Regions from separate parts of the Homo sapiens genome. Here region 1 is linked to region 2. Evidence: read pairs that join two places in POLR2A ChIA-PET (ENCODE). Cell type or tissue: endothelial cell of umbilical vein. All regions are shown on one strand. Links, peaks and the distances in the headings refer to the core of each region. The heading gives the core; the rest is flanking DNA.

Evidence for each region. ChIA-PET counts read pairs that join two places held together with the same protein. Peaks named below come from ENCODE experiments on the same cell type or tissue, not always from the same donor. Only the 100,000 strongest peaks of a DNase experiment are listed, where the experiment ranks them.
Region 1: POLR2A ChIA-PET joins it to region 2 with 6 read pairs; 3 of 35 experiments call an interaction of 5 or more read pairs at or near these places.

What each region holds. Positions count from the first base shown.
Region 1 is chr1:21,794,728-21,801,290 of GRCh38, reverse strand. No RefSeq gene overlaps it. Among named protein-coding and RNA genes, the nearest start is that of LDLRAD2, 14 kb to the left of the region's middle. In endothelial cell of umbilical vein, for the core only: no CTCF peak of the experiment used is centred there; no DNase peak of the experiment used is centred there.
Region 2 is chr1:21,891,474-21,899,023 of GRCh38, reverse strand. It overlaps HSPG2 (heparan sulfate proteoglycan 2), which reads left to right. Exons shown (of 97, transcript NM_005529.7): 2 at 2,714-2,849; 3 at 3,058-3,102. Among named protein-coding and RNA genes, the nearest start is that of HSPG2, 42 kb to the left of the region's middle. In endothelial cell of umbilical vein, for the core only: no CTCF peak of the experiment used is centred there; DNase peaks (open chromatin) are centred at 43, 513, 1,093 and 1,573; H3K27ac peaks cover 3,427 bases.

The sequences.
Region 1 (6,563 bases), core at 1-4,000, 98 kb after region 2:
TTGGTCACTCTGAGTCAGATTTTGAAGGTTAGGCATGGGATCATTTCTTTGTCAGTCTACTGGACACAGAAATTTCTGATACAGAAAACTAGCCCCTGGCCATGTGTGGTGGCTCACACCTGTAATCCCAGCATTTTGGGAGGGCGAGGCAGGCGGATCACTTGAGGTCAAGAGTTCGACAACGGCCTGGCCAACATGGTGAAACGCCGTCTCTATTAAAGATACAAAAATTAGCTGGGCATGGTGGCAGTTGCCTGTAATCCAAGCTACTTAGGAGGCTGAGGCAGGAGAATCACTTGAACCGGGGAGGTGGAGGTTGCAGTGAGCCAAGACCACACCATTGCACTCCAGCCTGGGCAATAAGAGCAGAAATAAATAAATAAATAAATAAATAAAACTAGCCCCACAGAGAAAAAGGGCACTGGTGACATCCTTGCATTACAGGATGCAGAGGAACTATTGGTAGCCCCAAAATAAGAACAAAGCTACTCATCCTAACATGAGCTAGACTCAGTTCTGATCAGACAAAGGGAGTAGCCCAAGTATTACCCACCTAGAATGGAAATGGAACATAATGGAAAGGACAATGCAGGGTCCCAATGATACATCAAAGGTGCATGAGAGGCCAGGTGCGATGGCTCAGTTCTGTAATCCCAGCACTTTGAGATACTGAGGTGGGTGGATTGCTTGAACTCAGGAGTTTGAGACTAGCCTGGGCAACGTGGTGAAAACTCATCTCTACAAAAAAAGAAAAAAATTAGTCCAGGCGCAGTGGCTCACGCTTGTAATTCTAGCACTTTGGGAGGCCGAAGTGGGCAGATCACGAGGTCAGGAGATCGAGACCATCCTGGCTAACACGGTGAAACCCTATCTCTACTAAAAATACAAAAAATTAGCCGGGCGTGGTGGCAGACGCCTGTAGTCCCAGCTATTCAGGAGGCTGAGGCAGGAGAATGGCGTGAACCTGGGAGGCGGAGCTGGTAGGGAGCCGAGATCACACCACTGCACTCCAGTCTGGGCAACAGAGCGAGACTCCGTCTGAAAAAAGAAAAAAGAAAAAAATTAGCCAGGTGTGGTGGCATGCACCTGTAGTCCTAGCTACTCAAGAGGCTGAGGTGGGAGGATTGCTTGAGCCTGGGAGGCAGAGGTTGCAGTGAGCCGAGATTGCGCCATTGCACTTACACCTGGGGGACAGAGCCAGCAGACCCTGTCTCAAAAAAAAAAAAAAAAAAAAAGTGCATGAGGAGGTAGTGTCTTAGCTGTTGCTAGACTTGCTCTGTGAGCAGAGAGAATAGGAAACACCTTGACCACCACCCCTAGAGACAGCAGCTTCCTCCTGTCTGAGCTGGCACTGGGGCACAGGTGATGTGCGTGGTTCGTGGATGTGAATGCCTCACTCATACCACAGGAATCAAGCAGAAAGCAGCAGCAGCCCTAAATTCATCACAGGTGACACCCTGGCAGGTGGAGGGCCAGAAAAGTCATCCCAGTATAATGAATTACAATCAATGAGGCTGGTCACGGTGGCTCACACGTGTAATCCCAGCACTTTGGGAGGCAGAGGTGGGCAGATCACCTGAGGTCAGGAGTTCAAGACCCGCCTGGCCAACAAGGTGAAACCACTTCTCTACTAAAAATACAAAAATTAGATGGGTGTAGTGGCGGGCACCTGTAATCCCAGCTACTCAGGAGGCCAAGGCAGGAAAATCGCCTGAGCCTGGGAGGCAGAGGTTGCAATGAGCCGAGATCATGCCACTGCACTCCAGCCTGAGCAACAGAGGGAGACTCCGTCTCAAAAAAATATATTAAAAAAAAAAACAATGCAATTGCCGATAAGTCATAACTTACAGAAGGAACATCCCAGTCTGATCCATGGGTGGTAGCTAAGGGCCTGATAATTTGGTGCTCAAAGTGGAAAATAATTGTCTAACAAACATTCAGTATGGAGAAAACCGGTAGGGGAGTATATACATCCAATTACACAGTCTCACATTCAAGAGACCATGTTTCAGACCCAGAAAAGTAAAACTTTCTGAAGCAAAATAAAATTAGAAGGTAGATAAATTGGCAGGGCTCGGTGGCTCATGCCTGTAATCCCAGCAGTTTGGAAGACCAAGGTGGGTGGATCACCTGAGGTCAGGAGTTCGAGACCAGCCTGACCAACATAGTGAAACCCCATCTCTACTAAAAATGCAAAAATTAGCCAGGCGTGGTGGCAGGCGCCTGTAATCCCAGCTACTTGGGGGTCTGAGTCAGGAGAATTGCTTAAAGCCAGGAGGCAGAGGTTGCAGTGAGCCAAGATCACACCATTGCACTCCAGCCTGGGCAACGAGAGTGAAACTCCTTTTCAAAAAAAAAAAAAAAAAGAAGAAGAAAAGAAAAGAAAAAGGAAGTAGATAAATTAACCAGAAGTATAACATCAAAAATGTTCAATTGGCCAGGCGCAGTGGCTCACGCCTGTAATCCCAACACTTTGGGAGGAGGAGGCAGGTGGACCACTTGAGGTCAGGAGTTTGAAACCAGCCTGGCCAACATGGCAAAACCTCGTCTCTACTAAAAATACAAAAATTAGCCAGGCATGGTGGCACGTGCCTGTATTCTCAGCTACTTGGGAGGCTGAGGCATGAGAATCCTTTGAACCTGGGAGGCAGAGGTTGCAGTGAGCTGAGATGGTGCCACTGCACTCCAGCCTGGGCAACAGAGTGAGACTCCATCTCAAAACAAAAAAAAAGAGAGCAATGGTCCAGTTTCACATGAAAGGAAAGAAAGTGGGTCGGGCGCAGTGGCTCACACCTGTAATCCTAACACTTTGGGCGGCCAAGGCAGGTGGATCACTTGATTTCAGGAGTTCAAGACCAGCCTGAGCAACATGGAGAAACTCTGTCTCTATAAATAATACGAAAATAGGGCCGGGTGTGGTGGCTCACACCTGTAATCCCAGCACTTTGGGAGGCTGAGGCAGGTGGATCACGAGGTCAGGAGTTCAAGACCATCCTGGCTAACACAGTGAAACCCCGTCTCTACTAAAAATAAAAAAAAAATTAGACGGGTGTGGTGGTGGGCACCTGTAGTCCCAGGTACTCGGGAGGCTGAGGCAGGAGAATGGCATGAACCCAGAAGTGGAGGGTGCAGTGAGGTGAGATCACACCACTGCACTCCAGCCTGTGGGACAGAGTGAGACTCTGTCTCAAAAAAAAAAAAAACCAAAACCAAAACCAAAAATTACCCAGGTGTGATCGTGCACATCTGTAGTCCCAGCTACTCAGGAGGCTGAGGCCAGAGGATCCCTTGAGCCCAGGAGGTTGAGACTACTGTGAGCCATGATTGCACCACTGCACTACAGCCTGGGCAACAGTGTGAGACCCTGTCTCAAAAGAAAAGGAAAGAAAGCCAGATGACGCTTCAGATGGCCTGGCTGAGGTCAATGTAACTCAATCCAGGGATCCTAAATGGGGATATTGACCTTATCAGAGAGATGTCAGTAACAACAGAGAATCAGACATGTACCCTGTGGACCTCAGCCTATACGTAGAACTTCATCTCAGAGGCATCTACTAAGAGTAGATCCAACAGGAATTATAATGCCTTCCTAGAGGAAAACAAGTGAACTAAAAGACGGAGAAGACTTATAACATCATCATCATCAAAGAATGTGAAGACCATTAGGAAGAAGGGAAAATAGGCCAGGTGCAGTGGCTCAGGCCTGTAATCCCAGCACTTTGGGAGGCCGAGGCAGGCGGATCACTTGAGGCCAGGAGTTTGAGACCAGCCTGACCAACATGATGAAACCCTGTCTCTACTAAAAATACAAAAATTAGCTGGGCTTGGTGGCACGTGCCTGTAGTCCCAACCACTCAGGAGGCTGAGGCAGGAGAATCTCTTGAACCCAGGAGGTGGAAGTTGCAGTGAGCAGAGATCATGCCACTGCATTCCAGTCTGGGCGACAGAGTGAGACTCCATCTCAATAAAAGAAAAAAAGAAAGGAAGAAGAGAAAAGAGACAGACTTGAGAGAGGATATCACAAATGGTCATAGACACTGAGCACAGTGACCTGAACAGGTACATGGACAATTATAAAAAAGATGCACTGGAGGGAGTTATATCTCTTCCTGGGGTGGCAAGATTATGTGCCATGGGTATTTATAGGACTACGTTTTGGGTTTTTTTGAGACAGGGTCTCACTCTGTTACCCAGGCTGGAGTGTAGTGGTCCCATCACAGCTCACTGCAGCCTCGACCTCCTGGGCTCAATCGATCAGTAACAATCCATTAGAGTACCAGACACAGACCTTGTGTCCCTCCTGAGTGGCTGAGACTACAGGCACACACCATCGCACCCTGCTAATTTTTTTTATTTTTTATGTTGTAGAGATGAGGTTTCGGCATGTTGCCCAGGTTGGTCGCAAACTCTAGGGCTCAAGCGATGTGCCCACCTCAGTCTCCTAAAGTGCTAAGGCTGCAGGTATGAACCACCGCGCCCGGCCTATGAGATTCTTGATATGATCTCAGTGATTAGACACATCGAGACACTATCGCATACTTTATTTAATTATATATTTATTTATTTATTTTTTGAGACGGAGTTTCGCTCTTGTTGCTCAGGCTGGAGGGCAATGGTACAATCTCGGCTCCCTGCAACCTCCACGTCCTGGGTTCAAGCGATTCTCCTGCCTCAGCCTCCTGAGTAGCTGGGATTACAGGCATGCACCACCATGTCCGGCTAATTTTGTATTTTTAGTAGAGACGGGGTTTTACCATGTTGGCCAGGCTGGTCTCGAACTCCTGACTTCAGGTGATCCGCCCGCCTCGGCCTCCCAAAGTGCTGGGATTACAGGTGTGAGCCACCACACCTGGCCTCTTTTAAAAAATGGACTGATATAAGCCAGGTGCGGTGGCTCACGCCTATAATCCCAGCACTTTGGGAGGCCGAGGCAGGTGGATCACCTGAGGTCAGGAGTTCCAGACCAGCCTGGCCAACATGGTAAAACCCCGTCTCTACTAAAAATACAAAATTAGCTGGGCATGGTGGTGGGCACCTGCAATCCCAGCTACTCGAGAGGCTGAGGCAGGAGGATCACTTGAACCTGGGAGGTGGAGGTTGCAGTGAGCCGAGATTGCACCATTGCAATCCATCCTGGATGACAGAGTAAGACTCCATCTCAAACATAAATAAATACATATATAAAATAAAAATTGACTGATATAAAAGAGGGCCCAGGACAAAGGCTAGAAAAACTCCAGCATTTGGAAAACCAGTATAGGAGGAAGCACCAAAGAAGGTTGAGAGTGATAGAGGCAGGAGGCAGATGAAAGCCTAGGCAGATAGGGGTGGGTTCCCATTGAAACCCCAACTCCAAGTCAAAGACAGTTTAAAGGCTGAAAGTCAAGCTATAAGTCACATCCACAGACTGGATTGAGAACCTGTCTTACTGTTTGGCATGGTTTCCTCTGATTGATCCGTACCCTTCACCTATTTCACATATACCTACCCTTCCCTAATTTGTTTTTTACCCTGTAATGCCCACTTTTGACTGGGGTCTTTTTTTTTTTTTTTTTTTTCCAGACAGAGTCTCGATCTGTCACCCAGGCTGGAGTGCAGTGGCGTGATCTTGGCTCACTGCACCCTCCACCTCCTGGGTTCAAGCTATTCTCCTGCCTCAGACTCCCGAGTAGCTGGGATTACAGGGGCGTGCCACCATGCCTGGCTAATTTTTGTATCTTTAGTAGAGACAGGGTTTCACCATGTTGGTCAGGCTGGTCTCAAACTCCTGAATTTGTGATCTGCCCACCTCGGCCTCCCAAAGTGCTGAGATTACAGGTGTAAGCCATCACACCTGACTGACCGATGCCTTTGTTTTAACCTTTTTTTACATACTCACAAACCAATCAGCATGCACTCCCCTATTCTGAGCCCATAAAAGCCCTGGACTCAGCCATGCTCGGGGAGAAACCACCCCACTCCTGGTGGTTGACCACCCTCTTGTCCCCTCTCCACTGAGAGCTGTTTCATCACTCAGTAAAATTATTCTCCTCCCTCCTCATCCTTCGCTTATCAGTGTATCCTCATTCTTCTTGGATGTGGGACAAGAGCTTGAAAACCACCAAACACAGGTACGAGCTATAACACAGTTGGGCTGGGGTTAGTCCTGTGCACAAACCCAAGCACAAGCCAGGTATGGTCCAGTGGGCCGAATGGATGGGACGCCTCCTGCAGCAGGCCCGGGGCCAAGCAAAGCCCAGGTAGGGACATCGCCAGCCAGAGGTCTCTGACCAGCAAAAGTGGCTGAGAAAAATCCTGTGTCAGAAGGAGCAGCCACTGAAGGAGGTGGAGAATCAAGAGGGACAGTTTGAGGTGGCAGGAGTGGTTATCTGTGCTGGTGACTGCAGAGAGCTGAGGCCTGAAAGAAGACCACTGAATTTGGTAACATGGAAGTCATGGTAACCTTGATAAAGGAGCTGTAGAAGAGTGACAAGGTCATAGGCCAGACTAGAGTTGGTTGATGAGTACATAGCAGATGAGGAAGCCAAAAGGGTGTAGATCTGTGCCATCTACTAGGGTAGCCA
Region 2 (7,550 bases), core at 1-4,000:
CTGCAGATGTGTGTTCCTGGCTTTCTTTCCATGTTGAATCTCACTTTGCTATTTCCTGTCTGGTCCCAAGGCCACCCCCGCCGCCACCCGCTGACCAGCTCCCTGCTCCCTGGGAAAAGCTCTGGACCTTGCTCATCATTCACCGCTAGGTTTTCCTTTCCAGACGGCAGTGTCTAGGAGATGCTGGGAGTCGCAGTGCTCCAGGCATGCCCTCCATAACCTTGGTTGCAATGAGAGGGGGATTGGCATTGACAGAGCCCCCCACCAGGTTGAGGGGACCCCTCAAATCTCCTCTAACCAGAGTCAGTGCCCCTGCACCAGCCCCAGCCTCATACCCACGTTGGGTCAGTCAGGCCTGCTCCAGCCAGTGGGAACACTGCCCTTTACCCCACCCAGGGAAGGAGGCAGAGCGCCTGGTAGGGGCTGGTCTTACGGTTCTAACCAGGGACTGTGGGAATCCCCTGGACATGCACAACTAAGACCACCCTCCTGGGATGGAAAAACCTGACTCACTGTCTCTGAGAAGGAGCCCAGGAATCTGCATTTCTCACCAGCTCCTGGACGTTCTAAAGCACACTCCTGAATGCGCATCCCACGGGCACAGCCTAGAAGTCCACAGGCCAGCACTCAGGAGGACAGGGAGAGGGCAGGGAGAGGAGAAGGAACAGGAGGCAACATTTGCCGCTGGATTGTTGGGGGTAAGGGCTTTAGGCCAAAGCAGGAATAAGATGTGGACAACTCAGACCTTCCCCAAGGTCTGAGAGCACCGCAAACACAAAGATGAACAAATGGCACCCAGCCACTCCCCCATCCAGGGAGCTCACAGCCTAGGACAGGAGATGCTTATAGATTGCACAGAGGTAGGTAGTGCCTCCCCAAAGCAAGTCATCTTCACAGAGTGACTGGAATTCATAGGTGATGAATTCCGTTTTTGTCCGTTCATTTATTCATTCATTCAAGTATTTATTGAGCACAGGGTGCAGAAAAGGTGGAGATGAATTCATCACAGCCCTTGCCTTCAAGGTGCTTCCATTCCAACGGAGGTACAGACAATAACCTTGTGAGCCCAGAACCAGACTGGGGTTGAGGTCACTGTGAACAGCAAGGAGTCGGGACAAAGAGAGTTTCTTTCTAGTCATCCTTATTTAGGCATAAATACACACAACAAAATATACCCATTTTCAGGGTACAGTCAGTAATGAGATATGTATGCCCAGGGAACCATCACCCCAGAAGTGTCTCTTGTGCCCCCTTCCCAGTCACCCCCAGCCTGCCCTTGGTCCCAAGTGACTACTGATCTTTCTGTCACTATGGATTAGACTTTCACCCCTAAGGGTTCATATAAATGGAATCGTATAGTTTGTAGTCTTGTGTGTCTGGCTTCTTTCAGATCCACACCTATCAATCAGTGGTTTGATCCTCCTTATTCCTGAGTAGGTGGAGGAGGTGGTATTTAAGTTGATTTTGGAGGATGCATTGGAGTTCGCCTGAGAAACAAAGAGAGGAAGGGCATTCCAGCAGAGGGCCCGGCGTGAGAGATATGGACTGTGGGAGCAGTAGGGGTGGGGAGGGAAGGGGGCCTGGCTGGCTCTTTGTTTTTTTCTCCTCCTTGGCCTTTGCTCTGGCTTGGACCTCACTACCTTGTCTAGCCCTTGTGGGTTTGGTTTTCAAAAGCGAGACCATTTCCTTCTGGCTTAAGGCCAGGGCAGGGCCTGAGGCCCTCATGCCAGGCCATTGCCAGTCTGTGCATACTTGTGCTTGTGGAATCTGGGGTCCAGCCATCGTGAATCTGCACACTTGAGGGCCACGGGGTTCCCTTGGGCTCCCCTGGGTTTGTTTTCCTCTAAGTTATTTGGTAAAACTGCTTTGGAATCATCCGGATCTTGTCTAGGGGGAAGAGGCACTCATTGCCCGGACCCACACCTGAGAAGGCAGGTGTTATGGCTGCTGGGGCCCTTCTGCTCCGGCCCACATAGTTTGCAGGCCCCAAGGTGGAGCTTATCCTGGGCTCGGCAGCAGCCTGAGGTCACGTGGAGTTGACACCACGCCTGTCCCCATTCAGCCCAGATACTGAGCTCTGCCTCCGCGCTGCTGGGCCCAGGGATGAGCCTGTCAGTGTGGCTGCATGTGCCAAAGCTAATTCTCCAACACAGTGGAATGTGTTCCCTGCAGCCTGGAGACGGGCAGGCCAGAGTGAGGCAGGAAGAGGAGCCAAATGGCCTGGGGAGGAGCTGCCTGGGGAGGCAACGGCTTTGAGCAGCTCGCCCTTGACTTCTGCCTGTGTCCCCACCCATGCTGACCCTGGCCAGCCTTCCACCTGCCTGTGCCCCCCATCTGCGCTGCCCGAGGCCACCCCTTTACCCGCCCGCATCCCCCCATCCACTCACTCATGTCCTGGGTGTCCCTTGCCTTCTCCAAAGGAAAAGGAGTCTTTACTTACCAAAGTGATTTACATTTTATTGTCTGCTTTATTTGAGGATTCATTCGGAAATAGCAGGGTTGGGCTCTGAAGCCTCCAGGGGCTAATGGGACTTGGGGAAACTGAATCAAAAGGGTTCAGCCCCAGCCTGGCTCACTGAGCCATACTAAGTCAAATTTAACCACTAAGGGGCCTGAAGGTGGGATTCTGGGTCCCCCTGGAAGTGAGGGGAAGGACCGTGGGGCTCAGTGGGAGCTGGAGAGAGTGACTCAATCAGCTCTCGTTTGCTTACAGGTGACCCATGGGCTGAGGGCATACGATGGCTTGTCTCTGCCTGAGGACATAGAGACCGTCACAGCAAGCCAAATGCGCTGGACACATTCGTACCTTTCTGATGATGAGGACATGCTGGCTGACAGCATCTCAGGAGGTGAGCCAAGGATCCAAGGCTGGGAGCAGAGGGGTGGGGGGTGAGACTGTGCTTCTTCCCACTGGCATGGGGGAGGAGGGTGACCGACCATTCCGAGCTTTCTCAACCCTGTCCCACTGTATACTAGGTGCCCAGAACAGTGCCTGACACCCAGTAGGTACTCAACAAATACTTGTTGTTGCTGATTACATCTCTTTTTTGCTTATAGACGACCTGGGCAGTGGGGACCTGGGCAGCGGGGACTTCCAGATGGGTAAGTTGCTGCAGGCCTCCTGCAGGTCTCCCTCCTGTCCCCCAGGGAAGCCCCAGAGCCAGTCTCCTGGGCTGAGGGCTCCTTGGGCCTGCCCTGGGGTACAAAGCAAGAAGAAGTGGGTGTGATCTCTTAACCTGCTGAGTGACAGTTGTGCAGACTGATTGGCAGGTCCCTGCAAGGCTGGTGTGGCCAGGTCCTGTGCTTGCCCATGCCACAGGCACAGGTATCAGGGCACTGGGCAGGTAAAGCCCAGTTCTGCTGGGGACTGACAGCCAGTCAGCTGTTTCACATTCAAAGCAAAGTTCTCACCTCCCAGGGCAGCTCAGCTGTTGAGTCCTTCCCCAGAGCCCTCCTGGGGGCACAGAGCTGGGGATCCCAGGCAAAGACAAGTGGAACAGAGGGGCTCTGTGGAATCGGGCATTCAGGCAGGCAGCAGGGCATGCAGAGCACAGATCGAGCCTGACGCTAGGCTTGGGAGAGAACCTTGCCTTAAGGTGGGTCATCGGCTGGGAAGCAAGGGTTCCTAGCTTAGGGAGGCAAGGCTAGGCTCTTGGAGGGAGGAGAGTCAGCCCCCACCCTGGTCAGACTGGCCCAGCACTGGGATGGGGACTTATAGTCCCTGCTTCCTTCCACTCTGGGATACTGGGTGGAGAAGGACCTACCCCAGGACAAGGCCCTGTGGCTCTTTATGGTTCCTACTGCCCTCTCTGGGAGGCAGCTCCTGGGACAATCTGTGACCAGGGCCAAGGATGGAGCAGGTGCTCAGGTCAGACCAACTACTGGGCCATCCCGTGGCATCCAGGGCTGCCTTCACCCTAGGCAGGCCTTGGCCAAATCTGGCCTGGGCCTACTTCAGGGGTGGAGTCACCTCCCTTTAGCTGACATATCCGGGGCCTTCAAATGCCAGTGGGTAGCATCCTAACTGGGTCAGTGTAGACAGGAGGGTAGGTCACTGGGTAACCTGGTCCTGACTGTGACCTCCCAGAGCCTGGACTTGGGGCTCTGCCTGAAGGTTTTCCATTTCCATGTGTAGGTCTCCACGAGGCTGCAGGATGCCTGGGAGCTGGGTGGGGCTTGGGAGAGGGAGTGTCAGGTGGGCCCCAGGCACACATGGCACGTCCCGTCCTGGAATGGCCTATGCTAATGTGTCCCTGGAGCTGCCTCTGGCCAAGCCAGGCTTGCCTCTGAGATCACCCTGTCCATTCATGAACCATCTCCAGCCCCTCCCCGGGGGCTGCCCACTGCAGCAGCTCTGCCCCAGCTGGGCAGTCCTGGCCAGCCCACCTGCCCTTCCTGAGAAGCAGCTGTGAGGGCAGACGAGGCCAGAGGGGGAAGAGGTGGGGAACAGGGCACAGCAGCTGTAGGGGGCCCAAGACCAGGGTAGGTGCCTTTCCTCGCAAGTGGGAACAGGTGGGGCCTCAGACCCTCCAGGCCAAACCCTGGCTCCTGCCAGCTGCCCTTGGGGCAGGTCCAGGCAGCTGGGCTGAATGCCAGTCAGGGAGGCAGCAGGTGTGCCTCCCTGATCCTGGGGTCCCAGGGTGCCCACTCAGACTTGACCAAGGGCAGTGCCCCCACTGCGCCCATGAGCCAGAGCCATCCTGCCTGTCATGGGGCCATGCCTAGCCTCTGGCCCAGTCCCAGACCCTGGACTCCAGCCCCTGAGATGGCTCTTCCCCTCCTCCCCCTGGGCATGGCTGTGGCTCCCTGGCTCAGCTCCAGCCCCCTGTGTGTCAAGACCCGTCCCTGATAGCCTCCCCTCCCTAGGACCCCTTCCCACGTCTCCTCCCCCAGTTTCTTTCCATGTTCTGACCTGTCTCTTTCTGTCTTCCCCCATGCCCGTGTGTCCTGCTCTGACCCTTGTCGGCATGTCTGTGTGTGTCCCCTGTCCTCCCTGCCCTGGGCCCTCTTCCCCACTCCTTGAGTGTCTGTCTCTGCGCCTCCTCCCTCTGCCTCATCCTGTTCTTCTCCCTCTCTCTGGCTCACCATCTCTGCTTCTGTCGCCCTCTGTCTTTCCCTCTCTCCCCTCTGCCTGTTCTTTTTTTTTTTTCTTTTTCCCTCTGCCTTTTTCTTCACCTTTGTCTTACCTTTTCTCTCTCATTCTCCCCCGCCCCACTTTCTTTATCTCTGTCTCTGTCTTTCTGTCTCTTTGTGTCTCCCTCTCTCTTGCAATGTCTCTGCCTCTCTCTCTGCTTCTCTCCATCTCGTCTCCCTCGCTGTCAATGTCCCTTCTTGCCTCCTTCTCTGTCTCTACTCTGCAGGCTCAGGGCAGCCCCTGGGCCGCCCGCCCGTGGCTGGCATGATGGTCTCGGAGCCTGATGAGGAGTCCCCTCTCAGTAAGTGACCCAGGCCCTGGCCAGGTGGGAGCGCTGCTCTCCCTCTGCCTCCCTCCCCATCCTCTCTCCCCACTCTTCCTTTTCTCTCCTTTCTCCCTGTTCTCTTCCTCCCCAACCTGCACTTTGCTGCGAGTCACACAAGAGGCTCAGAGGCACCTCCCTGCAGAGTCCAGGGGCTAGGCCAGCCACTGCCCCTGCCCAGGACACAGCCAGGCCCACCCTGGGCCCACAGATCTAAACACAGTGGGCTGGAACCCTGGCGGGCGTTCTTCCCCATGGGGTGTTGACGGGCAGAGATGGGTGCAGCAGCCCTGCAGGGACCAGGCCCTGCATTCCAGAGGCCACTTGTGTCCACCCCAGCACAGGCCAATCCTGGGCCCACCCGAGGGACCCACAGGGACCCAGGGCTGGAGTTCGGGGGCCTGGGTGTGTTGCAGAGAGTTCTGTTGAGCAGGGATGGGAATCAGGAGTTGGTGAGTAGCCTGCTCCGGGGCCAGGGCTAGTCAGGTGTGCAGCCCCCACTTCTACCCTGAGTGCAGGGCAGCTGTCTCCCTCTCCCGGCCTCTGGCTCCAAGGGAACTCACCAGATAGGGTGAGAGGAGGGAGAGGACTGGCCAGAGAGCACCCCTATTCCAAGGCAGCCTCGCCCCTGCTGGCTGCACCAGTGTCCTTGGCTCTGGAGGCTGGTTCTTTTTTCCTTTTCTTTTCTTTTTTTTTTTTTTTTTTGAGATGGAGTCTCACTCTGTCACCCAGGCTGGAAGGCAGTACAGTGGCACAATCTCGGCTCACTGCAACCTCTGCCTCCCTGATTCAAGCAATCCTCCTGCCTCAGCCTCCCGAGTAGCTGGGATTACAGGCATGCACTACCACGCCTGGTTAATTTTTGTATTTTCACCATGTTGGCCAGCCTGGTCTTGAACTCCTGACCTCAAGTGATCTGCCGGCCTCGGCCTCCCAAAGTGCTGGGATTACAGGCGTGAGCCACTGCACCCAGCCCGGGGGCTGGTTCTTGAAATAGAGGTGGCCTCACCTTCTGCCCCAGTGCTCAGGCACCAGCTGCAGGGTGGGAGATGGGAGGTGTTCACCCAGACCTGCCCTTGGTCTCGAAGAACGAAGCGGGGTGGGGTCAGGCTGAAGGGCCTGTGCCCTTCCCAGGCCCTAGTAGAAAGGGGCTTTGTGGAGCTCCAGTCCCCTTCCCCAGGAGCGGGCACATTCCTGGGCAGAGGCCCGGCCTCCTCGCCCGCGCTGGGCCGTGGGGCTGAGGCCAGGGGCTTGGGTGGGGGGACTCTCAATGGGCCTCTGTGCTGGCTCACAAGGGGCCTCTGTGGCTGAGCCATGGCCCCCACACTCCAGCCCACAGAGCCCCGCCCACCCGGCACCCAGGAGCCTAGCCCAGCGGTTCAGGGCAGGCAGCGCCAGGGCTTTCTTCACCTGAGCCACAGAGCAAGAATGTCCTGTGCACCTGCGGGCCTGATGGACAGAGTAAAGCGGGAGGAGGATGGGCCTGGCAGTAGCACAGACAGTGCCACTCCCTGCTCTGCCACCTACACACCGGATTTCAGATTTTTGGATTAGGGATGCTTGGCTTGTATATGACTCATTTGTCACTCTTATTCATTCATATCTATCACATACATGAATTCACAAATATTGTGAAACGTAATGAGCATAAAATGTCTCATATATAGTCGGTGCTTAAGAAACGATAGATGTACTTTGGGAGGCCAAAGTGAGAGGATTGCTTGAGCCCAGGAGTTTGAGACCAGCCTGGGCAACATAGCAAGACCCCATCTCTATCAAAAGTCAAAACATTAGCTGGGCATGGTGGCATGCACCTGTAATCCCAGCTACTCAGGAGGCTGCAGTGGGAGGATAGCTTGAGCCTTAGAGTTTGAGGCTGCAGTGAGCTGTGATTTTGCTACCGCACTCCAGCGTGGGTGACAGAGCAAGACCCTGCCTAAAAAAAAAAGAAACAACAGATGCATGTGTATGTTCACACCAGTCTGAGATGAATTTATTCAGCCATCACTTTCAAGGAACCCGCTGTGTACCAGGCACGCGGCAGGCACTGGGGATGCGGGCGTGAATGAAATCCCAGGTTCCCCTCCATCAAGC